Regions from separate parts of the Homo sapiens genome. Here all the other regions are linked to region 1. The links are chromatin loops, found by intact Hi-C in ENCODE. Cell type or tissue: heart right ventricle. All regions are shown on one strand.

The links. A loop is a pair of places that touch in the nucleus more often than their neighbours do. Peaks named below come from ENCODE experiments on the same cell type or tissue, not always from the same donor. Only the 100,000 strongest peaks of a DNase experiment are listed, where the experiment ranks them.
Region 2: it touches region 1 in a loop (3.0-fold over the local background); 12 of 110 quality-filtered maps call a loop at or near these places.
Region 3: a loop joins it to region 1, with 8 times the contacts of the local background. A loop is called at or near these places in 96 of 110 quality-filtered maps.
Region 4: it touches region 1 in a loop (2.1-fold over the local background); 15 of 110 quality-filtered maps call a loop at or near these places.

Annotation. Positions count from the first base shown.
Region 1 is chrX:72,122,538-72,130,537 of GRCh38, reverse strand. All of the region lies in intron 1 of NHSL2 (NHS like 2), which reads right to left. RTL5 (retrotransposon Gag like 5) reads left to right here. Exons shown (of 1, transcript NM_001405151.1): 1 at 1-3,428. The coding sequence ends at 707. Among named protein-coding and RNA genes, the nearest start is that of RTL5, 5.4 kb to the left of the region's middle. In heart right ventricle, CTCF peaks have their summits at 1,508, 3,579 and 3,778 (motif pointing right); DNase peaks (open chromatin) are centred at 3,777 and 6,502; H3K27ac peaks cover 4,712 bases.
Region 2 is chrX:71,907,947-71,915,946 of GRCh38, reverse strand. It overlaps NHSL2 (NHS like 2), which reads right to left and starts at 5,102. Exons shown (of 8, transcript NM_001013627.3): 1 at 4,580-5,102. The coding sequence starts at 4,859. In heart right ventricle, CTCF peaks have their summits at 4,520 and 5,823 (motif pointing left); no DNase peak of the experiment used is centred here; H3K4me3 peaks cover 2,449 bases; H3K27ac peaks cover 1,318 bases; H3K27me3 peaks cover 2,276 bases.
Region 3 is chrX:72,018,485-72,026,484 of GRCh38, reverse strand. All of the region lies in intron 1 of NHSL2 (NHS like 2), which reads right to left. Among named protein-coding and RNA genes, the nearest start is that of RTL5, 110 kb to the left of the region's middle. RefSeq lists an enhancer at 7,596-7,645 and a silencer at 7,626-8,000. In heart right ventricle, CTCF peaks have their summits at 4,272 (motif pointing right) and 7,720 (motif pointing left); DNase peaks (open chromatin) are centred at 6,079 and 7,854; H3K4me3 peaks cover 491 bases; H3K27ac peaks cover 1,462 bases.
Region 4 is chrX:72,076,482-72,084,481 of GRCh38, reverse strand. The region is part of intron 1 of NHSL2 (NHS like 2); the gene reads right to left. Among named protein-coding and RNA genes, the nearest start is that of RTL5, 51 kb to the left of the region's middle. In heart right ventricle, no CTCF peak of the experiment used is centred here; a DNase peak (open chromatin) is centred at 4,681; H3K4me3 peaks cover 2,902 bases; H3K27ac peaks cover 4,432 bases.

The sequences.
Region 1 (8,000 bases):
AGGAAGAAAGTGAAGATGAAGAGTACTACAGTGAAGATGAAGACCAAGAGGCACGCAGGCACAGGCTTCACTCCAAGGACCAGAGGAAGCGCATGAGGGCTTTTCAGCAAGAGATGAAGGAGAAGGAGGAGGAGGAGATGAAGAAGGAGGAAGAAATGAAGAAGAAGGAAGAGAAGGAGGAGGAGGAGGAAGAGGAAATGAAACAGAAAGAGGAGGAGGAGGAGATAAGGAACAAGAATGAGGAGGAAGGAGAGAGTAAGGATGAAGAAGATGAAGATGAGGATGGGGGCCAGAAACCAGAAGGAGAGCCACAGCAGGATCCAGGGACTGAGGAGACCTATGGTGAGGTGGAGGAGGAGCCACTGGATGAGGCCCAAGATGATGACCTAGATGAGCTGATGGAGATGGAGCCGACCTTTGTTCACGCGTCATCCCAGACTTCTGGCCCCACAAGTGGTTACCACGCCGAAAACTTCCTGGGTGCATCACCTCCCATAATACAGCCTAGCAGACGGAGGAACCAGAATCGAGTCCCACTTCTGGAAGGCCTTCCAGGCACCAATTCACCATTCTACAGCTCCCCCCAACTGATTCGCCGCACAGGTCGTTTAGGACAACGCCAAGTTCGAAGACGCCCCCCTGTGCTTTTCCGCCTCACTCCGAGACAGGGGGGCCACCGAGCTGCTCGTGGCCGAATTCGAGTTTGAGTGCTGGGGCCAGATGGCCACCCAGAACACACCCTTCTTTTGCATCCCCCGCCCCTGCTATTGCTGCCATACCTGCCCCATTTGCTGACCAGGACTTCAGGGAGTTTCAGACCTGCAGAACCTGAAGAAGACCTGCAGAATTCCAGACCATCTTGCAACCGTGACCAGAGAGCGACGTGTGCCCAACCAGGGCCACCTGGGAAAGGAGGGATCAGCAATAGCTGCCCTCTTGGCATGTACTCTGCTCAGTCCGGCCACGAGCTGGAGAGCAAGTTTCTGGGCCTGTTCCCATAAATGAACTGGTCACCCTCTTGTATTTCCCCTCTGGTTGTTCCTAACCCTCACCTCTCCTGCGTTTCTTCACCCTATGTTCTACAGTTTTATTCTCTGACTGACCCACCAGGACTTCACCCAATGCCTCACTGATCTGCCCCAATGAGCAAGAGGACAGGCTACCCTGAACTCCTAAAGCCACTGAGGCCAGTTGCTAGATATAATCGATGGTGAGCAGGATGGTATCCAGAAATGTCCCTAGAATCCTACACTCATTTCATGCCACACCTCCAGCAGAGGGCCTGGAAGAGGACCCGACATCTAGCCCAGTGAGAGTGTGCAAAGCCACATGTCAAATGGACAACTTGACGGAGATTTGCCCTTGACTGACTGTGCAGGCTGGTTCCACTTACAGCACTTGAGTTTACCTTTGCACAGATTCCTGTATCAGGGCTCTTGGACTGACTTGCCACACATCTGGAGCCCTTTCCTCTCACCACATTGCCCTCCTGGGCACCCCCGGTGGACAGCGCCCAACATTGCAGGCTCCACAACTTTCCTTGATGTTGCCTAAAGGGTAGCCAGTTAGGGTTCCGGAGAGGAGAAGGAGGAAGAAGAGGAGGAGGAGAAAGAAGCAGCAACGATCATTCTGCCATTGTAAAGAGTGACTCTTTCCTTAGGGATGGTGGTCTTCTCCCCTTGCCAGGCCTTGGACTGCAGCCCCCAGTCAAAGGTCTTTGCAGGACACTTTCTATCCTTGGAGTTGCAGAGGAGGCCTGATTGGCCATTCCTTCTGGGACAGACAGAGAGAGGGCCCATGGCCTGCTCTGAGCTCCCTTCAATTTCAAGGAACCCTTAGTTCTGAGAGGAGAGAGGAAGGCTGCACCTACCGTGGCCTCACAGCTGGGACCCCTCATGGGGGCCAACCCCTGGCCTGCTGCTGTGCTTCAGTGACACAGTAAAGCTTAAGAGGGTGGCTGCCTCCTAGGAACTCCTGGGACTTCTAGGTACAAACTCAGGTGCCCTTATAAAGAGACCCACTGCTTGCCTTGAGTCCAGAAAGCACTGCTTCTGCAGTGAAAAACACACACTTACTATGTCAGTTTTGGCCATAAAATGCCAGCCAAATCCACTGCTGGCCTGAACTGCCCCTGGACACTGGACTTTCTGCACAGTGACTGGCAGCAGAGCAAGTGCAGCCAGGGTTTGTGGCCAAAGGGAAGAAAGCATAGTAAATTCAACCTCTGTTCCTCATGGGAGTCTGACCGATAATCTCAGGCGGACCTTAGGATCTTGGGCCTGGAGGCAAGAGAAAAAAGCTGGAGGAAGAGGAGTCGCAGAGAAACCCAGTCCTCTGACTGGTTTCTGGTGAGGTCTCTATTCATCAGTGGGAGGTAAGATGCCCTTTTCATTAGCGCTTTTGTTTCTCAGCCTGGGGATCAGTGGATTTGGATTCCTATAACCTGTTGCTACCTTTTAAAAAGATCCCCTCTCTCCAAAGAGAAAAGTAATACATAATCATTAAAGAAAGTTTGGAAAATAGAGAAAACTATGAGGACAAAAACCCCCCAGCCATTCAGAGTCCCACCACACAGAGGCAAGCACTATTAACACTTTGCTGCTTTCCTTTCTAGTGTGTTCTTGCTATGTCTTGTCAAAGCTGAGATCACCCTGCCAGTTCTTGATCAGCAGGATTTAAAATGGCTGCCACCTGTGCAGTCATGCATACTGAATAATTCATTTAAGCATTCTCCTAATTTGTTGGACCTTTCAATTGTCTGGTTTTCCCCATCCCCACCAGGGCAGGAGTAAACAACTTTGTAAAGAAAATTTTGTCTGTTTTTCAGCTGATTTTATCTGATTTCCTCAAGAGTGCATTCCAGAAGGGGACCTGCTATTCTTCGAGGGGACCTGCTATTCTTCGAGGCAGTGGACCCTGTTTGCTGATGGTCAACACTCTGGCCCTGCTGCCCCATGTCCCTGTGGAGAAGTGTGAAGGACGGGTGCCTTAAACCCACACTTCCAGGGACCCTTCAGCACAGGTCCTGCCTGTTCCCATGGTGCTTCTCACCCTGAACCCTCAGAGCTACAGCCAGGGATAGAGCAGATGAGCAGTGAGCTGGTTTCCACCCTCTGGGGCAGGAGGGGCTTGGGCTTCCCTTTGACCCTCTTCCTTCCTTTCCCAGATCTTCAATATTTGTTGTGATGTAACAGCCATAAGAGCTGTAAGAGGAACTGTGGGCTTTGGGAGCTTTCTTGGGTTGAAAGAGGGGTGGGGGGAGGGGATGCATGCAGGGGTATGAAGGCAGCCCAAGGTCTCCCAGAGGCTCGGGAGGAAACCCTTTTGGAATACATGTGTTATTGTTGCATTACTGTGTTGTGAAGATAAGAAGCTGCTCTGTATGCTAAAGCTTTCTCTCCTCAATAAAAATATAAAGGGTGTGTAAAGATTGTGCCTCTTTGTTATTGAGCAAGCATAGATGGGTACAGAGTAGGCATAGGGTACTTCCAAGGTCCCCTGCCGGAGTCAACCCTACCCTGAAGTCTTGAAATCCTTAGACAAGGAAACCAAGGGCCGGTGAGGCTCAAGGGACCTGTCTACAGTTCTGTGCATTTGTGGATGGAAGAAATTGTTGGGAGGGAAGTGGAAGCACTGGGCATCTTGAAAAATAGCATTCGTTCTCCCGGGGACTATGGGTGGCCCAGCCCTACAGGCACGCACGGGCATGCATGGGACTTTGAGTGAAGGAAGAGAAAGAGGCCAGGTTGGCTGGGGAGGGCCCTTCCGCTTTTTGGCACTAGGTGGCGCTATGGGATACCAGTGAGTTAGCTGGTGATGAATCACAAGTCCCCAGAGCAGTCCATGTAAGAGGCCCTCCAAGCAAGATCTCATGGCTCCTCACGGACTGTGGGGTCAGAAGAAACTGAATCCCATTCTGGGATTTGCCCAAGTTTCCCAGCATGAATTGGACTTTTTTTTTTTTCCAGGGGAAGTGGGTGGGAACATTCATTAAGCCTCTGCTGCTTTTGAGTGCTGTGCCAGGCACTTCACATCTGTTATCTTATTTCATTCTGATAATGATATCCTGGGGGGAAAGAACTAACTACCCTTACCCTCATCTTAAAGATGAGGACACTGAGGCTTAGAGAGAAGTCACTGGCCCAAGGTTGACAGCTAGTGAGTGGCTCTGTCACAGCCCTGCAGCTGCCCATTAGCTCTGGGGACACTTAGCACCTCTCTGCCCCCACTCCGCTGGCCCTGCTGTCTAACAGGCCAGGCTGGTCTCCTAGTTCTGCCCTGTCCTACCCCCCCTGCCTCCAGCTTGCAGGATTCCCGTGGGGGAAACAAACCCTGGTTTCAGAGGCACATTTGCTTTGTCCCTTTAAGAGGAAGGGAGGGAGGGAGGAAACCATGGTATTTCTGACCATGTGCCAGGGACTTTCGCCAACATCATTTCATCTCCACAATTAAGTGAGGCAGGTGATGCTGTCTCCTTTTAGAGCTGAGGGACCTGAATCTCAGAGATATTAGGTCATATGGGGGACTCCAGGTCTTCGTGACTCCCAAACCCATATACATTCTTAACTCAAATACACCGTGCTTGCTATCTCCCAGGAGAGACTCCTGACAAGCTTGAAGTCTCAACCTGCCTGGATTCTGGGTCTTTGCCAAAGCAACGAAGCACGCATCAGGTGCACCATCTCTGGAAGCTCTGGGGGAACCAGCCAGGTGGCAGTTCTAAGTATGTGGTTGACTGCCCCTTCTAGGGAGGAACAGGGTTATGGGGTCGTGGGCTTCATCAGTGAGCACTAGGACTCCCCAGTACTCTTCAGGGTGCCTGACAAGGTCTCCAGCACCCAGGGGATTTCTTATGACATCACAAGTAGTGATAGGTGAGCCCAGATTGTGTTATGGCCAGAGAAGGTGGAAAAAAAGACAAACAGAGTCAGCCTTGCCCCAACCCTGAAGCAGGAAGCACTGTGGGAATGGGGAAAAGAACCCTGGATTCCAGTCCAGCCTTGCTGCTGACTCTATATGGGCTCTGGCATGAGTCTCATCCCCTCTCGGGCCATGGCTTCTTGATCTGTCTAGTCACTGTTGAGTCCCTGGGGCCCAGCACACTACTTGGTACACAGTAGAATCTCAATCCTAGTTTGGTACATAAATGAAGAAGTGAGTGAATAAATGGGCCACTGGATGGAGACCTAGAGGCAGCCTGCTAAGGGCATCTGCAGGTGGTACAAAGCTTGGAGGACTAGAAGATGTCCTCTAATGTCCTCTAAAAGGGAATGAGGGGCCAAAAAACTCTCCCTAACCTGGAAGGATGCACTGAAATGACCTTTACTAGGGGCTCATCTGAGATCCTGCAGTCAGGTTCAGAAAAGCAACTGCAGAAGCCTAAGTGGGGGAGATGTGGCTTAGAAGAAGCTTGTGAAAATGAAAATCTGAGGATGTGAATTGACAGGAGATCGGTCAGAATCACAGACTGACCTGGCTGTCAGATGCGCCAATGCTTTCCTGGGCTGCTGCAATAGCAATGTGAAATCCTTGAGATGGGCAGGGCCCACCTGGGGCCCTGGCTGCCCTGTGGAAGGGGACAAAGTTGCACCTCACAGAAGCCCTTTGGCTTGCCAGGAGTAAGAAAACATCAGAATAAAAGGAAGGAAGGAAGGAAGGAAGACAGTAGAAGGGTGACAAGGATGGCGAGGGTCCTAAAAACCCTCTCCTGGGCTGAGCGATGGAGGAAGGCAAGGAAAATCTTGCTGCCTGTGAAACAGCTGTGACTTCCCCACGTTCATTCTGTAAGTGAGGAAACCAATCAGGCAAGTGGCTTGAGGTCACTTGCCCTGTTTGCCGAGTTTGACTGTGAACCCCAGCAGTTTGACATCCAGAGCCCATGCTCTTAACCTCTACTCCCCACCTGCACCCACGCCGTTGGAAACAAAATCTCCAGGAATGTCTACATCTAGAAAGCTCCCTAGGCAATTCTAACATCCAACACAGCCCAGCCTAGAGCAGCATAGAGCTTTGGGAACTAACTAGCCCGTGTGACATTTAATGGCCAGTTTGGTTCTGAGCCTTCCCCTAGAGCTCCCTGGAGCAAGAACCGACCCACAGATCCAGTTCTAGCACAAAGTAAGTGATCAAGAAACATAGCATGCGTGACGATCCCTCAGCAGGTACCATGGTCTGATGTGAGCTTGCCCCTCCTGGATACCTGCCTCAGACAGCAGGTGACACCCATTTGAGAGAGATGTGCCACAAGGTAGGTGCAGAATTCTGCCCCCGAGAAACCAGGTCCATAGGAGCCAAAGCCTGTGCCCTTGACCGCCAGAAGTGGCTCCTGAGGGTGGGGGTGGACTCTTCCAGGGGATAAGGACAGGCATTAATCAGGCAAGAGACCACCCCCTTAATGGGAGGTGGGGAGTGGGCTCCACCTCCGGCCAGCACTTCCTGTATCCTGCCCAGACTAGGGAAAGCTCGGCAGGCCACTTCTCCCCAGGGACTCCAAAGACAGAAACACAAATACCAGGGCTCTCGGTTGCCCTGGTAACAGCGGGACCTACTTGGAAGAAAACAGTTTCTTAAAGGCTTAGGAGGGTGGATATTTCCTTTGACAGAGAGCAGGCCCTGACCTGCTCCCTGTGTCCCCTCTCCCCTTCCTGCCTGCCACACATGGGGTAGAGCGGGGCCCCTCGCCTCAGCAACTCTCCTGATGGGGGGTGGGGGTGGTGTGTTTGTGTGGGAAAGTAGGGCCCAGGCTTTTTATTCTGCTCTTGCAGTGGGCTGTTCGGGTGAGAAAGAGGCTAAAAGGGAAGATGTCAGCAGGTGAACTCATGGCGAAGGTCCCACGGCCTGGGGAAGCCTTGCCTTGTAGGATCTCCTCACATGACCAAGCTAGAGAAGGGCGGGTGCCTCCAGCGACTGTGGTCTCCTTCACCTCTTGCATCATACAGATGAGGCCTGTTGGCTGTGAGGCTTGCCAGAAAGAGTGTCCCCAAATTGATGACCTCTCCACCCACAGTTCAGCCCTTCCTCCTCTCTCACCTGAGCTACTGAAGCAGGCTCTAGTCTCTACCTGTTCTAATAGGTCCACCTTCAACATGCCTGGGGGTGGGGGCCGTGGGCCTTTGAATTCACACACCTGGCCTTGCTGCTCCTCTACAAAACCCCTCAATGGCTCTCCTTCCTCGTGGGAAGACTTGTAGACCTGCTTTTGGCATTTTCTTCCCTATCTGCTCATTAATTATCTATGCCATCTCATCTGCCTATGCTATCCTTCTTTCCTCTTCTACTTAGCCCAAATTTCAGACATCTTGAATTACTTCCTGCTTTTCTGTACATACGAGGCCCTTGCATGCCTCTGGGCCTTTGCACACTCCATTCCCTTTCCCTTAAAAATTCATGAACATTCCTGGCCTCACTCCAACTGGCAATGTTCTCCTCAGTTCCAAGACCACTTCCTCCGCGAAACTGCCTCCACTCCCCAGACAAGCCCCTGCCCTTCTGAGTTCCCCTCAGGCCCTCTAACCCCGACCCCACTGGCCTGTGAGGCTTGAGATCTACTTGGGAGCAGAGGCTGGTCCATGACTCCAAAGTGAATTTGTTACTGCAAGACTGTGGTTCAGTGGGAGAACATGGACTTGTCCTCTTTGCAGATGAAGGCTGCATTGGCAATGGCCTTTGGAAAGAGGACTGGCCCCCTGAGACCTGACTGAGGACTGATGGTATGCACGTGGAGCTAGGAGCCCCCCAGATAAGGTTGGAGGTGTGGACAGTAGGGAAAGCAGGGGAGACAAAGCAGGAACTTGCAGAGTTGCTCCTTCCCAGCGAGCACCCTGTTGATGGCTTCCATTTCTCTGAGGGACATCACCTCCTCTCAGTAGTGTGCTAAAGAGTGACCTCCACTGGGCTTGAGAGTCACATAGACCTGGCTTTGAACCCTGGCTCTGCCACTCCCTTGCTGTGTTCCCTTGACTTAGTAATTTCACTTTTCTAAGCCCCAGTTTCCTTTTTCT
Region 2 (8,000 bases), 210 kb after region 1:
CTCCTCTCCAGCTTCAGCTCACCCCCGGCCACAACTACAGAACCACAGGGTGCCCTCAGTTACTAAAGGTAACAGGAGTTATTTCTCATCCTGGACAAGTTCCAACTAGAGAAAATGCCAAGAAAATGACTCTCGAAGAACAACTGACTTTGAACTTAGCATCACTGCAGAGGGCAGAGCACTAGTCTGGTTGTCAGAAGGCATGGCTTCTAGGTGGAGGCCTCCTGTCACTGACCTGCTGTGTGACCCAGCCGGTACCACATTCCCAAATCAGCAGATTAAATACATGATTAGGCCACCAACAGCAGGGGTACAAAAGACAGAGAGGAAGGGAGAAAGAATCTAGTAAGATATTTTAATTTCAACATCCATGTGAGCTTTGAGCCATTTAAAAAGAGTAACATTTTTGTTTAAAGGTTTAGTATTGCTTTCACTTGGAATTACATATGGGGAGGCACTAAAATCTTTTCAGCACTCATGACTACTGAAGGTCTTGATCCAGCTGGGTGCCTTTGGACAGGTACCTTCCCCTTTCTGGGTCCGGGATGTCAAGTGTTATGACACATATGGTGGTTAATGACTGAATTGTTGGTACCACACCAGAGAGGTACAGGAACAGATGATGTAAATATACCACTCTCCTCCTAAAACCTAATCAATGTCGTCAAGGTCAAGGTTGAGCCCAAGAGCCATAACTTGAATCTTCTCCTATTACTCTACTATTCCAACATCCTGACACTTTTATCACTTTAGCTATTCATGTGTCTTAAAAAAGAGAAGATTAAATGTCTTGTTTCTAAAGTGGAAGAAATTCTAGTGGACATTTTGGTATCCAAATCTCCAGGGAAGATGTTTTCAACACATGGAAATACCATGAAGCAGACCAGGAATTTCATGGTATTTAAAAAGAAAATGGAAAGCAGGGTGGGGTGGGAAGAGAAAAGAAAATGGGTTTGCTTCTCCCTCCATACTCTGTCAACCCTCTGTCCCAAGAGCCTCGGGATGAAACGTACCACAGAGACAAAGTAAGCCCTGGCTGAGTGCCTGTTCCAAGTCCCCAAATTCCTGCCACCCTCCCCACTCCATCTGACTCAAGAGGCCATCTCTTCTCTTCATTAGCAAGGACGGTCAGACTCAGGGTCCACAACACCTCATCTAATGGCAAACTCATTGCAGTCTGGAGGTGCTTTTTTCATTTTTTCATCTCCGTATAGATTTACAACAGTCTATCCTCACACTGGAATTATGATTTAAACACAAATAAACCAGCTGTCCTTTCTGATTTGGAGCCAGAGTTGCCATAAAGTTGGAAAATCAAGAAGTAGGAATTTTACATAAAGATGAAGAGGGAGTTTTCACCACGGACCCAACTGGCTGTATTCAAGCCAAAATAATTGTAAGAAGCAACAGAACATCTTTCCCACAGCAAGTTCATGAGCTAGTGTAACATGATAGTTTTCCAGTGTTATTAAACATACCTAGAATTATCTAGCCCTTCAGTGACTTCCTTGATGGCAAAGGAGATATTATATCCCTACGCGGATGGCCTGATTGCTTTTGTAATTATCATCTAAGCACCTACAAACATTATATAGATCTCCAAGGGAGAAGTTGGAAAGCTTAGATTGACTCAGCATATGGTGGCAGGCATGGAGCTATTTCCCAATGGCTTTGACTACACCATTTTTTAGATGAAGAACCCAGTGTACAGGCCACAGATGCCATAAAACAGGACACATTCAAAACCAGATGTGGGGAAAACCTCAACTTATAGGCAGGGCCATGCCTAGGGTGTGGCAACTGCCACAGATCCACAACCACAGGGGCCTTCGGCAGTCCTGTGGTCTACCGTCTCCTCCTTCCATCCCCATCTCCCACACCATACCAGTTACAAGAGCTTTTAGGGCAGTCTCAAAGGGGTTCATGTTACCAAAGAACAGCCTTCAGTGGAGTGGGTGGGATGTTGCGAGGCAACTAGCCTAGCCCAGTCCACCCCTGTAACCTTGAAGATGGTGGGGGCATGACCCATGATTGTGATTGTGTAGAGAAGCACCTTCAACTTCTTCAGCATCCACTTTCTCCTCCTCTATCTCGCTCCTCCTCTCTCTGTCCTCCCCTGCTGCTTCTCAGGGCCCCAGCCCAGCCTGCAGGCTATAGGCCAGTCTGACTTGCCACTACTCAGTCAGTGGCAGCCAAGTTGTCACTGCAGGGAGGCTATATACTGCTGGCCTGTCAGCTGTCATTCACTCTGGCCATGTTGCTTTCCAACCTTCCTCCCACCTTCCCAGGTTTCTCCTGCCCCATGGTCAAAATAAATAGCTAGAGGAAGAATCTGAGGGCAATCCAGACAGATGGAGGATATGCAGGGTAAAATGCTGACCCCCAGCAAAATGGTCAGTAAGGGAGTGGGAATCCTAGGAGGAAAACGCATAGGGAAGAAAAAAGGGCAAGACATGACAATGTTCATTTATTTACTTACTTACGGTCAAAATCTAATATTCGGCTTGCTAAACACCCTGTTGAAGCTTATGCCTGAGCGACAAGGGAGTGGCCAGATGGTGCACTGATTACGCTCCCCAACTCTCTTTGCATTTGGCACTTATGTTCAGACCATTGCTGAGAAGGCCTAATTTCAGTGCTACCCAATTACAGCTCCTGAAGAGAAAAGTGTGCACTGAGAACTTCAAGGGGAGTCTAGGGTAGGGCATTAGACCAGAAAATGGAAAATCAGACCTTTTCACCAACTTACAGAAGGTAGCTGTGTTCCATTTATGCAGCAGTCCCTTGGGTGCCTCTGAGCCGTGGGACATGTACATTCTCAAAAGCAAGAGGCCACACCAGGGATGAGAGATGGCCACTCTTCCTGCTCTTGAAAACTGCCAAGAAGCCAAACCAGTGGTAATTTAACTTAACAATTGTTCCTCTCCATTGCAAGCTATCCATTGCATAAAGCCATCTCCTTCTAACCTGGCAGATCACCGGAGAGGGTTAGGTCCCAAAGGTGACTTGGTGAAGCCCTGCCTTCCCTCCCACAGAAAGGGCTTGCTAATTCAGTGGACAGGAAGGTAGAGTTGAAAAAACTGTCCTTAACTTACCCTACTGAACTCAGTAGGTGGCTCTCTGCAAACTGTGTAGGGATTTTGAAAACTACTCCTCAAGCTGACTTATCAAATTTCTCCTAGACTAATCCTGTAATCAGTGGGACCCCAGCAAAAAACTGAGCCCCTGCCATGCAGAGGCTCCTGGTCCAACGTCTACATTCCATCTGGCAGTCATCTGTGGCTTCCACCTTTCTTTTCCAATAGGACTCAGTTCATTTATCTCCACCAGAGACCTCTGCCATCTACCTCAGAGGTCAGAGACCTTTATGAAGAGAGGTGCCAGGGCCTGACTCCAGTCCTTCTGGAAGGGGTGGGGATGGGGTGGGGTCTGCAATGAAGAGGGGCTGGCCCAGGCAATTCTTTCCCAAGTTAGCTGGAAGCTTGCACTCAGAAATCAGCCAGCAGTCATCTTCTGCCCCCATTGGAAACTTTCTGGCCACACTGCTCCTTCTCTCCCCAGCTTTCTGGAGGAACCGATTGGCCCTGGTACCTGGCATGCCCCAGCTGTAGTCAGCATTTCCAGCCTACTCAGTCCCCTTGCTTTCAGCAGAAGTCCCACACTCTCAGGGGCACTGCATTTCCACAGACAGAGGATTCCCCGTGTAAAGTGCTGGGATCCAAAACAGTAAAGGACAAGGGCTCGCGTAGCCCCCCTACCCTCTCACACGTCCCGCGTGCTCAGTGAGGGCACCACTGGAACCTGGTTTCTCAGGCATGGCTGATTCCTAAAGTGAATGCGCTTCAGGAAACTGATGATAGTTTCTTTAAATGATTCTCTCCAGCAAATAACAGCCAGACCCTAGCGGTAGTGGGTAGGGGGTCAGCAAAGCCCCGGACATTCTCCCCTCCCCCCTCCCGGCCACTCCCCAGCACAGCGGCCCAAAACGTGCGGAGAGAAGCAAGCGGGAGGACGCTCAGACACTCCTGTGAGTGGGAGCCGCGTCCACGCTCCAGCGGGAAGTTGCACAGGTTTAAAGCCTGTAGGCACCACCGCCGGCTCCTGCCGCCGCGTAGGTTGCGGTCGGCTGCGGCGCGCTTTCTGAAGTGGCCGAGCTCCTAGACAGGAGCAAAGAAGCCAGCGGCTCGGCCATTTAGCTCCCGACGCGGCGATGAGGACGGCGCCGAGGGCCTGGGGCTAGGTGGGCGGGTAGGGGGAGTATCGCCCAAGCCGTCCTGGACCCAGCGCGTCCCCAGCCAAAACCCCAGGAGGCGGCCACCAACCCCAGGGTCGGGAGTCCCAAGGGCACGGGGCCACTCCGGACGGCGCGACCGGGTCCAAGAGCAGGAAGTTCCAGCGGTAGGGCGACCGTGGGGCGGAGGCGGGGGTCGGGGAAATGGGATCCCCTCACTCCCCGAATGGAGGGGAGGGGAGGGGCGGAGAGAGGCGGGGAGAGGGTGGGCACAGCGCTAAGCGCCGACCGGCGCCCCTAGAGGCGGGGTAGACGCGGGGCCGCGAGCCACCGGGGCGCCGTTTTTACCTAGCTCTTCCTCGTCCTCCTCCGGGCCAAGCAGGCGGCAGGGAAGGCGGCGGCGGAGGCGCACGGTGCGCCGGTACAGGCTGTCTGTGCGGCGCCCCAGGGCCAGCAGGTGCCCCTCGAGGTCCTCGAGCAGAGCCAACGAGTGGCCACAGAGGTCGGCGAGCTGCCGGAGCAGGCTGAGCGCTGCCAGGTGGCTCACGTCGCGGAGCTCCGCCAGCTGCTGCGGCGGGTTGCGCGGGCACAGGCGCTGGGGTACCACCGTGCGCCTGTAGAACGGCATCCCGGCCGCGGGCGCGGGCGCAGGGGACCAGTCTGGCGGCGCGGCGGGCTCACCCCGAGCAGCGCCCCTGGCCCGAGCGCCCCTGAGCGGCGGCCCCAGCTCCGGGTGTAGCAGGCCCCTGGGCGCGGGCCGGAGAGCGTGCGGGCGCCAAAGACGACGGGCGGGTAGGCGGGCTGACGGGTTCCTCGCCTAGAGCGCCGGCTCCCCCGGGGCTGCACACTCGCCGGAGCCACCAGTCCCTCTGACTCTGCTTCGCCGGGCTCCTCCTCCTCCTCCCCCCTCCTCCTCCTCTCTTTTCTCCTCCTCCTCCTCCTAGCTCTGCTACTTCGGGATCCCCCCACCCACCTTTTTTTTTTTTCTTCTTTTGCGGTCAGAGATTCGCAGATTAACGCTTGATCCGGGAGAGGGAGAAAGGGAAGTAGGAGTAAAAAGAGCGAGCTGGAGCGTGAAAGAAGGAATGTCTGCGTGAGGGGGGACGTAAGGTACGGTGTAGAATGTGTGCCCCGGTCCTCCTGAGGAGCTCCACTCCCAGTTCTGATGGTTAAAGTTATTTTTTGCTTTTTTTTTTAACTTAAACTTTTTCTTCATAATTACAAAAAAAAAAAAAAAAATTCAAGCACACCCGCGCCCACACCAGCGGGTAATCAGCGAAGACCGACCGAATAGTTTGACTTTATTGATCTAGATTTCCTTTCCCAAACGTACTCGGTGCCACGCACGGGCTAGACTAGGCTGTGAATACAACCTTCTAGCACCCAGGAGCTTGGAAATAAGGACCAAAAAACCAAATATCTTATTCGACTGTTCAAGAAGACAATGTCTCTAGGGAGTCCCACAGTGGCTGGACATTGTAAAGCCATTGGAGTGGATGAATAGAAACAAACCCATTTTCTGGAACAATAGACTTAATTCAGATAGAGGGACGCCACTCCATAGTTTATGCAAAAAGAGAGCCCAGGGACGCCTCCTTCTGGTAGGGTCCGCCAGCTGGGATAGGCTCTATCCCTGGCCAGGCTGGGCTGCTGGGATGCTCTCCGAAGAGGGTTACAGGAGCCGAGATGTGCTTTCAGTGCGGGCAACCCTGTGGTCACGGCCTGATTTCTCTCCATTCCAGAAGGCAGAAAAGAGGGGGCACATTATTGTCCTCAGAAAACCAGAGTACGTGAGCATATGTCCTCATGCACTTAGGACCTTTCCACTCAGAACGCTTATTTTCAACACACTGAGCTCCCATCTGACTCTCCTCTAACCCACTTCTTTGACTTTGGTGTACTTCGGTTTCTTCCTTCTCTTCATTCTCTTCTCATTTTTCCTCTTACAAATGTTCACATCCTTATAATCCTTTATAATCCATTAGCAAAACACTTTTTTTTTTAAGAGACAAGATCTACCACTGTCACCCTGGCTGGAGTGCAGTGGTGTGGTCACAGCTCACTGCAGCCTTGAATTCACTCTGGGCTCAGGGGATCCTCCGGTCTCAGCCTCCTGAGTAGCTAGGGCTATAGGCACGTGCCACCACTCCTGCTAATTTAGTTTTTATTTTTTGAAGAGACGGAATCTCCCTATGTTGCCCAGGCTGGCCTTAAACTCCTTGGCCCCAAGCAATCCTCCTGCCTCAGCCTCCCAAAGCACTGGGATTACAGGCATGAGCCACCACACTGGCCAGTAAAATACTTTGAACAGAATACCTGCATCTACATTAATGATTCTAAGCGTGGCCTGTTTTCATGCATTCCTTCAGATAATTAATTGTCCCTGAAGCAGTTCAAGAAGGTTCTACAACTAGTATATTTCAAAATTGCTAATAGATTCTAAATGTTCACACCACAGAAAAATGGTAAATATGTGAGGTAATGGATATGTTAACTAGTTTGATTTAATCATTCCACAATGTATTAATATATATACATCAAACCACATCGTGCCCCATAAATACATATAATTGTTTGTCAATTAAAAATAAAGTAAAAGCGTAATCCGATTTCCCTTTTCAGCATATAGTTGTTTCTTGTTTAGTAAATTAGAACATGGATATTAGAAAAGTTGGGTTCTGATTAAAATAAGAATCAACAAATGGGCAAAAGACTTGTACCCTTTCTGAAATGTAAAATCCAGTTGCAGAATAAAAACCCCAAATTCTCGATTTGGCAAACTCAAACCTGAGCCAAGAGAGCAACTGGGAGGAAGCAGGGACTTGGCTGGACTCTCCAGGGATACTTTTCCTTGACCTATGAGCTGTTTAGACTGATCTCTGCTCTGGAGAAGAAGAAATGAGGTACGAGCAGATTGAAGGAGACTGTGTGGTCAGAGCTTCACTGCCTGAGCACAGCAGGCCTGGACTGGGCCTGGTCGCTGAGCCTCCCTCACTACTCTGATTCCTGATGCTGATGAATCTTTCAGAGATCTATAATAACAAGCCCAATTCCAAGCAAACCAGCTTTGGCCCTACCCCCTTTCCCCCAGCCTAGTCTGCTCTCACTCCAGCCTCATCAATGAGATGGCCCTGGCTTTCGTCAAGGAAACATCAAGTATTTGCAATGGAGTCACTTCACAGCAGAGTCCCTCCTCCCTTGCCAGGACTAGAGTGGGTCTGCATGTATGATGGAAGAAGCCAAGGGAATATAAGTTGTCACCTTGCTTCTTATCCAGTCTCTTCCCAACAGGAAAGGTGAGACCTCGAATAAGGGGCTGCCTTGGGTTCAAGAGGTGAGCAGAGATGCAGAAAGCCTCAGAGGAAGGAGCGTAGGGAGCCAGGCTCTGGTATGTGGAGGGAAAGTTAGAGTTCTTGAAATACCGTGCTCCAGCCAAGCTGGCTGGGCAGGAAAGCAGCTAGGGTAAAGTGTCCTCTCCTGTGCTCCCACATCACCCTCTAGCACAGTATCTGGCACAGTGTACTGGAGGGTGATATGAACATCCTTGTTTAATAGTAATACTAATATTCCTTTGTAATAATATTGTCTCCCCCACATGATTGTTAGCTGCATGGCAGCAGGAATCACTTCTGTCTTGTTCACTGCTGTATGCCCAGTGCCAAGCCCAGTGACGGGTACACCACAGGTACTCTGAAAATGCCTGCTGAATGAATGAATGAATAAATGGAGGATTATAGGCAGAGCAAGATATGAAGAGCCTTACTAAAGG
Region 3 (8,000 bases), 100 kb after region 1:
CCTCCCCATGCCTGGGCTTCTGTTCTTTTTCATCCTGTCTGCAGAGCAGGGCATGATCTCTGAGTTTCTTCTTCCTTCCTTGTTGTCCCCAAAGAGCAGCACACAGGCCCTTTTCCTTCTGAGGCCATGGTTCTCAGCTTTGTCTCCACTTTAGAATCTCCTGAGGAGCTGCAGAAAAAATACTCCAACTCCATCCCCATCCCTAGAGTCAGATTCCAATAGTCTGGGATGAGGCCTGGGCAGCGCCATTTCAAAAGCTCCCCAGGTGATATTAATGTGCAGCCACAGATGGGAACATTGGATTTAAAGGTTCCTGCTGTCTATACATCAGGGAATCGGGCAGGGGAGACCCTGATAACAGACGGGGAAGGGACAAAGGGTTAATAGACGTCAAAGGTCTTCCAGGAGCCCTGAGTCTCCTTCATGCATTACTCTCTTAGGAGAAAATAATGGCACTGGTTCACACCACAGCTCAAGGCACAGTGCCAAGTGCTTTATGTGTATTACTTCACTGAATCCTCAGGACCACCTTAGGAGATATTATCAGTAACTTCATTTTACATTGAGGAAACTGAGGCATCAAGAGGTTAAGCAATGGGTCCAAGAGTACACAAACAGCAAGTGGCATAGCTGGGATTTGAACTCAGGCATGCAGCTGGCCATCAACCACTATGCCCTGGCTGCCAAGCATCAAACCGAGTACTGCTCTAAGACGTTCCCTTCATACCTGGAAGAGCCCTCATTCCACACCCCAGGTCTGGAAATGTGCACTGGGGCTGAAAAAAATGGTGTCACTTAGTTTCCACTCAGGTGTCCTTTGCCCTAAATGGGTCATTTGTTTTTGAGGGAACTCCATTTAAGGGCTGGCAGTCACCTTCCAGAGGAGACAGAGAGCTGCAGTGGTTACAAAATGGACTCTGGTCGGACAGACCTGGATGTGTGTCCCAGCTCCGCACTTACATGCTGGTGACTGTAGACAAGGCTTCCCTCCTGTCTAGCGCTGGTCTCCTGTGTGTCAAGTGGGATAATCACACCGAGTTCCTGGAGTTGGGAGGGTGAGGTGAGAGTGCATAGGTGAGGTGCCTGGTACAGAGCCTGGCCAAGCCTCCAGCCCACCCTCTATCAGGAGTGCCTTCTAGGCCATGGCGTGGACCCCTTTGTCATGCCTTTGGCAGTCTGGCACGGCTTAGGGACCCTTTCTAGGAAAAAAATAGGTGGGAGATCTTTGGGGGTAGAAAATAGTAGCTATTATTTTGTGTTTTTAAAGTTTTATTTTATTTTTCATTGACAAATAATTGTATATATTTATAGGGTACATTGTGAGGTTTTGATACATGTATACATTGTGGAATGGTCAAATCAGGGAAATTAGTATATCCATGACCTCAAATAGGTATCATTATGATCATTTATCACACATTTATTATGTGTGAGAATATTTAAAATCTAAGACATTGGTCAATAGGCACTAAGTTACAGTTAGAGAGGAGGAAAAAGTTTTGGTGTCCTATTGCACAACATAGGCAACTATAGTTAATAACAATGTATTGCATATTTCAAAAAATGCTTCTAAATGTATTAGATAAATTACCTAGGATTATAAAGGAAACTGATTACTGTATCTTGAGATGCAATTTACAATATAGTCATATGTGCTTCTTGATTAACACCTTCAATATAACACGATCAAGCAGTGGGTCTAATGACTATTATCATTTTGAAGTGGTGATGAGCATAGATGATTTTCTGAGATCCCTGCCACAACCGTAATGTGATATGAAAATAGCTGTGATTCTAGTAGTGACAGTCACAGATGCTGCTAATAGCACTGTGGCTTACTGCCCCAGAAACAGCTTTGTGTGCTCTTTTGTTCTTTAGCTATGTGATCTAGACCACCCACTCAGCCTCTCTGTGCCCGTCCTCATCTGTGAAATGAAGGTACCTGTGAGGATGAAATGAGTTAATGAACCAGCAAAAATGGCTCAAACACCATGCAGAGTACTGTGCCATTTGTATTCTTTTGGGATCTGGGATCTTCAAATGTCTCCTTTAAAATACTGCCAAGGCCACATCTTCCTAGGTCAAGAAGTAAGCCCGTGTTTCAAGGACTGCCAACTCTTGGGCTTCACCTGAGGAGAAGTCCCCAGGGCCTCTCCTGGTAGCCCCATTTGTAGCCTCAGTCGCTGTCCTTACCTCACCACCAAACCATTATAGTTACAAGCCCTACCATAGATCTCAGCTTCCTGTGTAAGAGTTCAGAATTTTCCTACAAACTTCTAACAAATTAAAGACTGATTTGGAAACCCACAGCGCTCCCTAATTTGTTATAGTTGTTAGGGGTCAGGGAGGGGTTTAGGGAGCATCAGAGCCATCTCTTTACTGTGCAGATGTGGCAACTGAAACAGAAAGAGACCCTAAGGTCACATGGAAGCTTGTTGGCAGTGTTAGGCCTGGGACCCAAGATTCCTCTCCCTCAGGCCTCCTAGGGCACAGTCAAATCTCCATCCTCTTTGGTTCCTCCTCCTTCATCCTCACCATCTCATCAGTTGACAGTTCCCGTCGGTTCCATTTCCTCCTAAATATGTCACCAATCTGTCAGCTCCTGCCTTGGCTCAGGCCCTCTCCCACTCTACTCCTACTGGCACTGCTGCCTCGGCCTCCCCACCAGCCTCCCTGCCTCCAGTCTCAACCTCCAATAGAACCTTCCTAATCCATGCTTCTCTTCCTGTTGCATGCCAAGAATGTCAAGAGCTCAGAGGAAGCTTGCAGTCCCTGAGTCCAAGCTCCTCACTCACCACCCCACTCCACATCCTGCCATGTCATAGAGGAGGAAACTGAGGCTGAGCCAGGGGAATGGAGCTAGCCAAGTCTGATAGTGAACAAGAGGTAGAGCTGAAACCAAAACTCAGGTCAAAGGGTCATGGAATTTGAGGGCTAGAAAGCTTAGTTTAGTGCTATTCCCATTACATCACCCACCTCTGAGAATCACACCCCCAGATCCTATTGTTTCAGGTAACAACTGGAAATATTGTTTTCATCAGGACCATAATTGCCACTTCCCTTTCTAGGCACTCATTTTGGAAAAAGCAGACAATACTCCATCTCCTTCTCCCATTTCTCCCCAAGGTTCTTGAAGCAGGCCTCCAGCATCCGCCAGCCTGATTTTCTTCCTTATCTGTTCTAGGCATAGGCAGGCCCTGCCTGTTCCCCAACCATTTTCACACGTATTTCTACTGGCCTGGGCCCAAAGTCAATTTGCCAATCTTATGTCATTGGACTTCCCTGTTGCCTTGAATTTACTAGAATATATTAGACCATATTTGTCTCCCCTCTGCTGCCCCAACACCTAGTATCAAGCCTGGCAGAGAATGAACATTCAGTCTTTAAGAAATAAATGAATGAATAAAAGAAAATGCTGGTATTGCAAAGGATAAAGAAAAGAATAAGACACAGACAGTCCTGCCTTCCAGGAGCTTAGAGTTTACTTATGAAGACAAGATCTAGAAAGTAGTAGAAATAGTGAATGGATAACCAGGCAGCCATGTTTGACTTTCCTTTCAGGCCAAGCAGGGACCTGGGGTACTGTATCCAGGCTGGAATGCAAAGAGCTGTTGGGTGCAAGGTATAATAGGTAAGTCATGGAGGTGGGGTGATCTGAAGCAGCATCTAGGATCAAAAAGTGGGGATTAAGTTAAGCCTCAGACTCTAACAGGGCTGGGAAAGTTGTGAAAACCAGATACGGTCTCTAGGACCTAGACACACTAAGTGTCATGGATTGAATGTCTGTGCACCCTTCTTCATATGTTGAAACCCTACTCCCCAGTGAGATGGTACGGGGAGATGGGGCCTTTGGGAGGTGATTAGTTCTTGAGGGTGGATCCCTCATGATGGGATTAGTGCCCTTACAAAAAGAAACATCAGAGAGCTTGCTTCCTCTCTCTGTTCTCTGCCAAGTGAGGACACAAGGAGAAGGGGGCCATCTGCAAACCTGGAAGAGGACCCTCACCAGACACCGGATCTATGGGTGCAGTGATCTTAAAACTCCCAGCTTCCAGAACTGTAAGAAAAAAAAAATTGTTGTTTAAGCCACATGTCCATGGTATCTTGTTACAGCAGCCCAAATGGGTTGAGACATTAAAGTAATGAAAGCAAGTTCAGAATGGAGAAGAAAGATTCTGGAAATAGTTCTTCAAGCCATGGGGTATAGCTGCAGAGGCTTATTATAGTATAATAATATTTATTGGCCTCATCTGTGAGTTGGGGTGGAGCTCTTCAAACCACCAACAGGCGGCAGCACTGCTAAAGTGACAGGCTCCTAGCTCAAGGCTCTAAGGGCTCAGGGCAGCTTTGGTGGGTGGGGGGCTTCCCAGAGGGGTGAGAACCTATGCTCTTGAAGCATGGGAAAGATTCTGAGAAGCAGGTAGAGTGCCTGGGTGTTTGAGGTCGAGAAAATATCCCAGAGAGCAGAGGCACCATGGTAGAGGAATTCTAAGGCATGACTGAGGCTAGGGAGGAACAGGATTCAGGGAAGAACCCCACTGGTAGGTGAGGAAAAGAGAGATGGTCTAGCACCTCCACATGCCAAGTAAAGTGCTGGGGAAGAAGGAGAAGCCGAGCTGAGGCAGGGGCACCATGACAGCCTTGGCTGTCAGGCTCAGAAGTTTCAATTCTATAGGCAAGAGGGTTTCTCTGAAGGCTTCTGAGCAGAGGAGCTACCGAATGAAAATTTACTTACAGTGTCAGAAGAAGGGAGTTTCCAGCCTCAGTCCCATCCCTGACTCCCTGAATGACCTTAAGTCACCCAATCTTCATCTTCCCCCTGAGTAAGATGAAGGGATGATATCGTGGAGAGCCCAGGCTTTAAAACTAAAGAGATGTGGATTCGTATCTCAATTCTGACTTCCTCACTGTGTGACCTTGGACAAGTTACTCAATGTCTCTGAGCCTCAGTTTCCTAGGGAATAATAATGCTACCCCAGTATAGATTCAGAGTAAGGGAAGTTTGAAGGCCTACCTGGGCCCTGAGGAGAAGCTCCCTTTCTCTGCCCACTTACTCTCCCTTGAAGCACACACGTCCAGTGATTTTAAGTTGGATTTGGGTAACAAGAATTGGGTGACAGGCAGTGAACTGGAGGGAAAGGGACCACAGACAGGAAGGCAGGGGATAGATGAGAAGTGTCTGAGAATAGAAGCAATAAGAAAATAGAGGCAGAGCCAGGGCAAAAATGTCTAAGGAACCAATTCCATTTGGTGACTGAGAAACTGATGCTATCATCACTGAAATGAATAAGTGATTGGAGAGGTGGGAACACAGCTTTAAGTCTTCTCACTCCTCAGCTTTCTGCATTAACAGGGCAAGCATTCACTGAACACCCAGAACATAGTCCTCAATATTTGTGTGTGTGTGTGTGTGTGTGTGTGTGTATGCGCACGCGTGTGTGTGTGTACACACCCTCACCTCTAGGGAGTTTCCCCTGCCCTTTCACTTTCAGAGAAGACAAGGTCAAAAGAGGAATCTAGATCTTTGCTACTCAAAGTGTGGTCTGTGGACCAGCTATGTCACCATTACCTGAGAGTTTGTTACAAAATGAAGAATTTCAGGTTCTTCTCCAGACCTTCTGAAACAGAATCTGCACTTTGCTTCTCAGAGTCAACATACAAACCATCATCTAGAGATCTTGTTTTCTATGTCACTGGTCCATGGGTTACACATTGAAAAGCAAGGAACCAGGGCAAAAAAGGAGCCACTGTGTTGGGGATGGAGCTTTAAAACGGCAGGGGCCAAGGGAAACCAAGTCAGCTAGGGTTATGGGTTTATTTTGGGGGCTTCTCTCAGACAGGTGGGGCAGTAAATCCCAGAGCACTCCCTTCCCCCCTCCCTAGAAAGCTGCTCAGCACTGTCTCTGGTCTGGACCAAAGCAGGGCTAGTGGCCCCCACATAATCTAGCTTAACCCTAGCCCAACTCCAGGAAGGAAGAAGAGGCCATATAGTGGTTTGCGTCCAGAGCCCTGCCTCAGACTGAAACGTCCTCTGAGCAGTATGTTCTTTGAGGATTTAGCCTGATGATCTGCAGCTGGTTAAAGAGTCAGAGTTTTGGGGTCCCAGCCAACATCTCTTCCCATCAGAGACAAACTAATGGAGAGAAAGAGAGAACTGTCCCCAGCTCATGCTTTTGCTGGGAACACAAGACTCACAGCGATCTGTGTCAGTGCTGCTGTGTGAGCTGAAGTATGTGTGTGTGTGTGTATTTTAATGAAGGCATAAAAAAATCAAGGAACTATGCCAGGTAGTGAAATTACGGAGAGTTTTTATGTTCTTCTTTGTACTTTCCTGTTTTTTCACAATTAGCCTGTGTTAGTGTAAAAATCTGTAAATAAAGACTATTTCAAAAAATAACACGAAGAAAAATCATGGCAGAATACAAGTAAGTGCTGACTTTTGTGCTGCAGATAGTTTATCCTATGGGGATAGGATTCAGGGGAGATTTCTAAGGTGAAAGACAGAGGAAGCAGATGGAGAAGGGGTGCCTGAGATCACCAGGCCTTTATTCTGCAGATGGGCTGAGTCAAAAGTCAAAACCTGAGTCTCTTGGACTGCCCAGCACTGGTCAGGCTCTGACTAGGGTAACTGGATTCATTTGTTGAATCTGAGAACCTTAGATCTAGAAAAATCTGAGAAATTACAGAGCCAGCCCTATCCTTTCCTTCTCACAGGAGGGACTGAGGCTCAGAGAGGTGAGAACTCTGAGGACTCCTAGCTTTTGCACAGGCTGTTCTCTGCCTGTATCACCCTCCATCTGGCCCTTGTCTGCCTAACTAATCCCAACCCTTCCTTCAAGACTCGGTTCAAACAGCACAGAATCTTGTGAGTTAGGTGGCCTCTGCTGTGCTCACAGAACACTCAGTACATTCCTCTGTCATTCATTCGACAAATTACTGAGCACCCACTGTGTGTCAGGCACTGTTCCATGTACTCGGGAGCATAAGTGACCAAAAATCTCTGCCCTAGTGTGTGGTGACTAAATCATCGCATTTGTTCATTCAGCCAGTGTTTACCTACGTGTCGGGTTTCTGTACCTGGCCTAAGCTATTTTATGGTCAGGGCAATTGTCTCCACAGGCTTGGCCTCCTTCTCTTCCCTTCACCGTGAGTGCCTTGTGACACAGTGAGTGTTTTCTGAATGAATGAATGAATAATGAAATGACCAAGGTCACACAGCAATCTCATGATGGAGCTGGCACTGAAACCCTGGTCACCCGAAAGCTTGTGCACTTTCTCCTGCGCTCCACTGCAGACAGCTCCAATCTTCGTAACCTCCATCACCTCAGGTGAAAGAGGTCACAGAGGAGATCAAGGACTGGGTCCTTAGGCAGATTCATTTTGGAAAGGCGAGACTCATCCTATCACAGATCCTCTCTGGCGAGAGTGGGGACGACACCAGCCTCGGACAGGACATCCCTGCTCAAAAGCTTGGGGCGATCAAGACTGGACACTCTCCAGTAGGGGCCGTGTCGGCCCCATCACTCTGCCCAGTGTCTGAATCTTGAAGTCCATTTCGTTTCTGGATCAAAAACAGAGCCACCTCTGGCACTGCAGAAACATTCATTCCTCACGCACCCCATCCCTGGGCCCCGATCTTTCCCTCTGAGCCAAAGGCAGCGCCGGCCTTTGGCAGCCAGAGCAGCGCGGGCCGGTGGCCCCGCAGCCGCACTGCAGCGCCCTCTGCCGGGCATCGGGCTGGCGCCGCCACTCCGCGGGGCGGGGGAGGAGGGCGGGCGGGGGCCCGGCTGCTTCCAAGCAGCCTCGTGTTCCGGAGGTGCTGAGGGATGGTGACTCATCGCGCCGGCTGCGCCCGCACCGGCCGCCCTCGCAGGCTCGCCGCCTCCGCACGCGCCTGGTGACTGGCCGAGCTGCTCCGCGCACGAAAAGCAGCCCGGGGGCCGGCCCCCGACGGTAGCGGCGCGGCAACGCTTGCTTCCCCGGCCCGTGCCCTCGCCCTG
Region 4 (8,000 bases), 46 kb after region 1:
TGTCAGCTGAGGCTGTCATTAGGACAGCATCATAGTCCAATTTCTCCCTCCAACCAGTCCTGCATCTTTCCCTTAGACTCTAGATGCTGATCCTAGCAGTACCCCAATAAACTTCCCGCATGTGACCTGCAGACCCCAGGCTGGGTTTGTGGCCTGTGCAGGCTCTGGCTTGGCATCTGGAAAGCCTCAATTCCAAGTGACACCAGGAGCTGTGATAGTCCCCAGGACCAGTCACTGACATAGGCCTCACTCACAGTTATATTCTCTCTCCCCCTCTCTTCTCAAGCTTTTCTTATAAAATGCATTGGCAACCAAGGGTGGAGGATATAGGCCTGTAAGTGAATGATGGGAATGTGAGAGATGCTACAATAGAGACATGAACCTGGTGCTAAGCTGAACTTAACCTGGGGGATTTGAAGGAAGGCTTCCTGGAGGAGGTGCCATTTAAACTGAGTCTTGAAGGATAAGCTGAGGTTTGATGAGTGGGCAAGGATATGGGAAAGACATTCCAGAAAAAGGATGCAACATGCTGGAAGGCACGACAGTGTGTGGGCAGGGGGAGTAAGGGGCAATAAAATCTGGGACAAGAGTAGAGACAGATCGTGCAGGGCCTTCTAGGCCTTAGGAACTTGGTGCTCAGAAAACACCTGCTGAGTGAATGCCACATTCCAGTGTTCCCCAAGTTTTGGCCATTAGGGTACCAGTTTCACAAGTTTTGCTGTATGTAGGCACCACTGGTTCTATTTACAATTCACTTAATCTTTTTCTCTAAGTGAATTGTTTTTTTTTCTTAAACAAATAAATCTATATTAAAAGAAATTCTATATGGAAACCATAACCAAAACCAAAAGGAGTATCACTTGCCATAAATAGAAAGTGGCTGTATAAAGAAATACAATGAGAACAGAAGAGAGTAATTAAATTCTATGTAGATATTGTTGCCTGTCCATGTCTTTGAGCCTGAGGCCTGCTCTAGCTTTGTTACAAAAGAAGATTAGTAAGCATTACAGAAGTTGAAGAATAGCACCACACTGAGACCTTGTCCTTGATGTAATCAGAAAGCTGGAAAGAGAAGGAAAAGAGAATCATTTTCTCACCATGTAATTCAATGTTCTTTAAAGATGTACTATGTGCCATTAAAATCGCCTTGGAGTTCCCTCCCTGCCACTTCGCAGACTGTGAAAACAGTTGGTAAGCACTAAAGTAGCCTACAAATGTGGTTGTTATTGCCACTCTGTCGCTGTGGCCATTGGCTCTGGAGCCATTGCTTGGCTCAGCGAAGGTTTCCAAACCAGTGCCTTTGGCTACCCTCATCCCAACACTGTAGGGGGGAACCAGCAACGGTGGGGCTGGAGAGAGGGGGACCCTGGGAATCCTAGACTCTTTGAATCAGAAGGGCCAGAGAGAGTGTCTTATCTTCCCACTCTGGGGAAGCTGGGACCACAGAAGGGACACAATTTGTCCAAGGCCACAGAGGTGGTTAGTGTTAGCAGTCTAGGGAACTGTTAACATGAAAAAAAACAATAGTATAGTTCATTGTTTTAGGCTACTGATCCCAGTAGCTGTTATCTGCAAGGCTGGAGTACAGAATGTGGGAGAAGCCAGCCCATGAGGCCTGAGAGCATGGGGCACCATCAGAGATATCAAACTGCTGCGCTCTTCAGCCTGGCCGAGGTTGGCGGTGGGCCTGAGGCCTGTGTGATGGGCAGTGTGGAAAGAACCTACCAGAGGCTCAAGTGTTTATAAAAGAAACCCAAGGAAATGAGAGAGGCCAGCACATCAGAGCTGCTCCAAAGGGCAGTGCCAGGTCAGCCAGGGACATCCTGGGACTGGGCAAAGCAACTAAGCTTTGGAGTTTGATGGGCCTGGGTTCAATCCCTGTTCTGTCGCTTCCTAACTATGTATGACTTAAGGTAAGTCATTTCAGTCACTTAAGCCTCCTCACTGGAGTATAATGTGGGTAAGGATGGTACCCACCTCACAGGGTTTTTGTGAGGATCACACAACCAATACAATCAATGCAAAGACAATGCATCTCAGTCAATCTTGGTGCTTTATTTGCCTCCTGGACTCCTGCTAAAGTGCTGAATTTACTTTTGCAATACTAAGGCATGTAGGCAAGGAGAGGCAGGAAAGGGGAGGCAATTAATGCAAAGCTCCTAGCACAGGCCTGGTACATTACTTAGCATTGCTTCCTTCCCCACCCTCGCCCCTGCACCCTGCGCAACCAGATTCCTGACCATACATTTTCTTCTCTCTGGCTCCCTCCCCTAGCCCAGACTCCCAAGCCCATACCTCCAGGCCCTGTCTGACCTATTCTTGTGCTCACCTGGCCCACTTATCTCAGCTATGGGGTTAATGAGGAGTCTTTCAAGTATATGCAGATAAGAAAGTTGAAGGGTCACACTTCACAGGGTGGGACAGGGACCTCCTTCACCTAGAGACAGGGGAAGGTGGATGCTCTAGGGCCGATGCCTGGCCAAGCAACTTGTGCGTCTCACTGGAGGGAGAGGCCAGCTGTGGCCTCTGTCTGTCGAGGTCGCGGCTCTGCTGGTAGAGAACAAAGAAAAACTCTGGTCTCCTGTGGCATTAGAAGGCAGTGCCTGAAGCAAGTCCCTCCATTAAAAGCTACAGGACGGAAGGTTAAATATAGCCCTTTCCAGTTGTCTAGGACAAAGATTTATGAAATGTCAGAGCTGTGTTAGAGTGAGAAACGATCTTATCTCAGCTCTGTTTTTAGAGAGTAGAAAGGAGGCAATAGAGAAGAGAAATAAATCCGGACTTTCACCAGTGGGCCATGGGAGGCCATCACAGGATTTTGAGCAGCTGCGTCTGTTTTTTAAAGGCTCGCTCATGCTGCAGAGTGGAGAATGGGCTGGAGAGTGGAAGCAGGGAGCCCCATAGGAGGGAGAGAGATGAGGGAGGCCAAACCAGGTGAGAAGTTGTGAAGGTGGAGGTCAGGGGGGTGTTGGGCCTTCATCCCAGGTGAGGGTGGCCCCTCCTTCCCATTCTCTCTCCCTCAGAAGCAGAAAGCTCGCTCCTACATGCCCTTCTTCTCTAGGGCTCACTCTGTGTCTCTGTGAAAAAAGTAACCTGCAAAAGTTACCAAGACCCTTGGCTCCTTTTCAAGGCAGGCCACTGCACCCATGGAGGGTCTGTTGGAAAGTTCCTCCTTGTCTACAGACCTCAGCTTTGCCTCCTGAGGCCCCACGCAGACCGCATCTACTCCCATCATCCAGTGACAGTCCCTCAAAGACCTGAAGACCAAAGATCACTTTCCTCTGATTCTTCTCCATGCCAAACAGCACGTGGTCCTCATGGGACTTCGGTTTTGGTCCCGTCACCACTTTAGCTCATAAACTGCTTTTGAGCATACGCCTGATGCAAAGGGCCAACTAAAACTCCAGAGACACAGCATGGACTCAGTCTGTCCTGCCAGCTACCTCCACAAGCAGTAGCTTCCAGACATTTTCAAGGGCATGTCACTGTGGCATCACGCGCCCCCTCCCCCACCACCACGTGGCTAGTCTTCTTCACAGAAGCCAGAGAGGGGTCCTAGTGTGGCACAGGGCCCTGTACTTGCTTCTGCCTTACTGCCAGGAGGTCTGGCTTGAACTGCAATTAGAAAGCTCTTGGTCCCTTGGTAGCAACCTGTGTGTACAGAAGACCAGTGACAGGAACCCCTTTCCTGCCTCTCCTTGCCTACATGCCTTGGTATTGCAAAAATAAATTCAGCATTTTAGCAGGAGTCCAGGAGGCAAATAAAGCCCCAAGATTGAATGAGATGGATTGAATGAGATGGAATTTTCTACCACCGAAGGGACAAGGCCTCAGAATCTGGGACAAGAGTAGAGGAAGTAAGAGGTGCAGTAATTCTTACACACACACACACACACACACACACACACACGTGCAGAATTCCTCCATCACTTTTATTAATCCTTTAGGATCCCAGAATATCAGGGTTGGGATGTGATCACATCCACCCTGTCTTCCAAAGCCATCCGATTATGAATTCCCTTCAGAGGATCTCGGTTAAGTGGCCATCCTGCCCCTCTGTGCACACCTCTAGAACGCAGTCCCACTCCCTCCCAAAGCAGCCCAGGCTGCCTCAGCATAGCTGTGAGTGCAGAAAGCTCCTCCTCCTCCATGAGCCCCAGTTCCTTCCCTTTTCCCCTCTGCTGAGCATGCACCCTTCTTCCCCCAACGACTCACCTCCCCGGATCCAGAAGAGGGTGACAGAGTCAGTTCTCTCCATCCCAGCGGTGTGGATAACCAAGAATCCACATGAGAAAAGTGTGTGCTGAGCCCACACTGGGGGCAGGGAGCCGACGGGCTCCACACTGTCCCAAACCCTGTCCCTAGGCTCCTCAGTGGGTGCCCAGGGACTTTCCTGAACCCCGTTTCCCAGCACCTTGGTCCCATCGATCACATACTCCTTTGCCCATTGAAGTTGTTCCTGGGCAGCCCAGCCTAGGGAAAGCAACTGAGGATTCAAAAGTGAGTTTCCTCTCTCTTTCTCCACCCCGCTGCACTCCACCCACAGCCACCCTGGACCCGTCGGCCCAGTCACAGCGGACAGGCGAGGGAAGTTTACTGTGAGTTGGGCTTGTCTTTCTCTAGGTAAGGTTCTCAGCCAAAGGCCCGAGTCAGAGCCCCTCAGAGGGCTGACCTCCCGCTCAGCGGCTGTCCTGCAGTGAGGGGAAATGAACAGGAACTGGCTGTCTGAGTCAGCGCCCCTGGTCTATTGTCACTGTGCAGGCCCCTTCCTTCCCAGAGGAGAGGCGTGCACAGGGATAGGCCTTGTTTTTTGCAAGTCTCTCTTCCACACACACACTTTCTCTCTTGGCCTGGAACGAGTCTGTGAACTACGGCTGGATGCAATTCCATTCAATTTCCCCCAACGCCTAGCAATGGCCTACTCTACAGCACATAGAGGTCATCTCCTATCATCCTCACCACAGAGGAGCTAAAGACAACTAGTTCCATTTAATCCAGGAGGAAACTGAGGCTCAGAAAGGGAAAGGGGCTTTCCCAAGGCCCAACAGCTAAAGGATGAGACTTGGGGTCATCCAGCTTGCTCTTCGTGGCATCAGGAGAACCCTGCCGATCTTCCCTACCTCTTCACCTACCTACACTTCCGCCAATAGACTGCAGATTCCAGCAAAGCCTATTTCCTGGTGCACAAAGCACAAGAGAATCACTGGCTTTCAAACACTGAAAACATATCTTGTTCCAATTTGTTTCTCTTTGTTTGGAAGGACAAGGACCCAGGAAACAAATCGCATGTGGGAGAAGCTCCTTACAAAGGGACTTCTTTGTTCTTCATTACTAAATGACTACATTGGCAAAATGAGCATGGGCGATGGATTGAGCCCTCGTTCCAGTAACTGTCTTCTAATCGGAAGAGAGGAATCATTGGCTCTTGCTCACAGGGTGGAAAGAGACTCAGCGTGAGACTTACTCTCTTTTCTATCTTTGCCAGGGACACAGAAAGACAAGGAAACAGCTTGAAGGAAGGCTCAAGATGGAGGTCTACCTTCGCACATGGCCAGAGCCATCTGCGTTGAAAAGACTTTCAACTCTTTGAGGGCAGGGCCAGGGCTCATGCATGGGTCTCTGGAGACCCTACCTTCAGAATGTATTTGTACAGCATGGTACAGAAGCCATATAAAAAGACTGAGGTGAAATCCCCAGACAAGGAGAATGCATTGTGTCCCTGAGCTGGGAAGAGGGTTAGTTTCCAGGAGCAAGGAATGGTTAGATGCATTCAAGAAGTTAAGTAGTCCGAGGCGTAAGCACTGTTCACTTTAGCACCACTCAGAGGGTGACCTTGGCAAGGATGGCTTCACGGAGGCCAGACTGCAGCAGGTTAAGGAGGGAAATGGGAGGGGAGGGGAGACACCTCTCAGGAAGTCTGGCTGTGGTTAGAGAGGAAAGAGGGCCGTAGCTGGAGGGAGAGGCAGAACTAGAGAAGGGAGTCAGATGTTTGTCAGGATGGGAGAGATGCTGTGTGTTTTTAAGTTGAGGAGCTTCTGTGAAAACTGCAGTTCCACCCTACCCTCTGTACTCTCTGAAGGCTGAACTTCACTTCGGACCAATTAAACCAGAACTTCTGAGGGGTGGAGCCTAGGCATTGATACTGCTTCAAATCTCCCCAGGTGGAGAACCATTGCACCAGTTTTTAGGAAAGTCCAGTCTTAAAGCCCAGCTAGTGGGCTAAAAGCAAGGACAGCCTGACTCTTACCCCCCTCACATTGGCAGATTAGCATAGGGGCTAAGAAGACAGACTTGGGAGCCCTACTGCCTGGGCTCAAATCCCAGCCTCACCATTTACAGCCTGTGTGCCCTTGGGCATGTCACTTAACCTCTCTGAGCCTCAGTTTCTAATCTATAGATCACTTATGTAGTCTACGGTTTCTCATTTATATATGCCCTTTAGGAGCTAATAAAAGGACCTGTGCCATAAAGTTGCTATGTTGACTCTGTGAGTAAATATCTGCCCACTGCTCAAGCTACTGCCTGGCTCCACAGAAGCCCTGCTGGAGCTGGCCCGTGTTTCCTAGCAGTCCTCCTATGGCCTTTCTGACCGGTACCCTGGGCCTTCCCTCTAAGGCGCAGGAGGGCCACCTTTCTAAAACACTGCTGCTCCTACTCTGGGCTTGGCTCTCCCACTGGCTATTGTCTCTGGCCTGCCTCACACATACCTGAGTTTGTCATCCTGTTTCACAGTCACATCTCACCCCGGATCCCTCTGGGCTGGAGGTGGCTTCTGTTGCTGTGGTAGGAGCTGCCATTGCACATTGCACATGGCCAGAGCCACATGTTATTTGAGATGGGAAGACTCCACAAATTAGAGTCCCAGTCCATATTTGTCTTTTGTTCCCCCAACTCAGGTTTGGGCGTTCTTTGGGCTGGAGTCATGGTAAGCTATTGTCCCTGGGTGGGGAAACGGCTGTGTATATAAGTTTCCATGACACAGACCTCATGTTTCTGGGGTTGGAGACCTGTAATTGAGGGCGGTGGGGAGCCATCTTCATCCTCAGAACCAGCAGTGTGACCTCTGGCTCTGAGCATCATGACTCTCAACCTTTCCAACCTCGCTCTGTACCCTGGGCAGACAGCTCCCATCCCCCAAGCCAGCCAGGAAGACGGTTATGGTGCAGGGTTGGGATAGTCAAGATTCTGGCAGGGGAGAGGCCAGAAGTGGCAGTGTTCAACAGTGGGGAGGTGGGGGGAGTGTGAAGAGCTCAGCCTGGGAAGCTAGAAACCCCCAAAGCCAGGTCCCAGAAGCAGAAGCAGGGCCCCAGGCTGCTAGGTGGGTCAGAATATTCCACAGGGGCAGTGCATGACTTTTATCTCCTGTGTGGCATCGGGGAGGGGATTGCACATCTCTGAGACAAGCTTAAAGGGCCCAAAGAGCACCCCACCTGCACCCCACCCTGACCAGGCCTATGAATTCCACAAAAGGAATTGATAGAGGTGGCTCTGTGCTACCCTCCCTAATGCCAAAAACAAAACTCAGAGAACACACTCCACCCGAATGGTGGGGAGCAATTAGGAGCCTCACCCTGCTCCTGGGACCCCCACACCCCTCTGTCTGTGCTCTGGGAGATTTTGACAGGAAACTGACTTTTGAAATAGAAAATCTGCTATTGAGAGAAATGAAGGTTTCATCAAAGACAATTTACTCCACATGACTGGAGATGGCACTTAGGAGGCCACGTTAGCCCAGATTGTTTGAAAGTACTGCCTAGGGGTGATGAGGAGCTGACACATCAGTGTGCAGGGTCTCCTACCAAGGACATCTTTCCTTGTAGTCTCAAGCATCATTTTTGCCTCTTTTCAATGTCAGAGCCTTGTCTGGTTTCTCCCAGCTTGATAATGGCTGTACGGCCATGACCATGTGGCCTAGGGTGTCTCTACTCTGTTAATGAGGAAATCCCAGAGGTCATAAGAACAACTCTTGGGCAGTGGTGGTGGCAGTGGTGGGGAAAGAA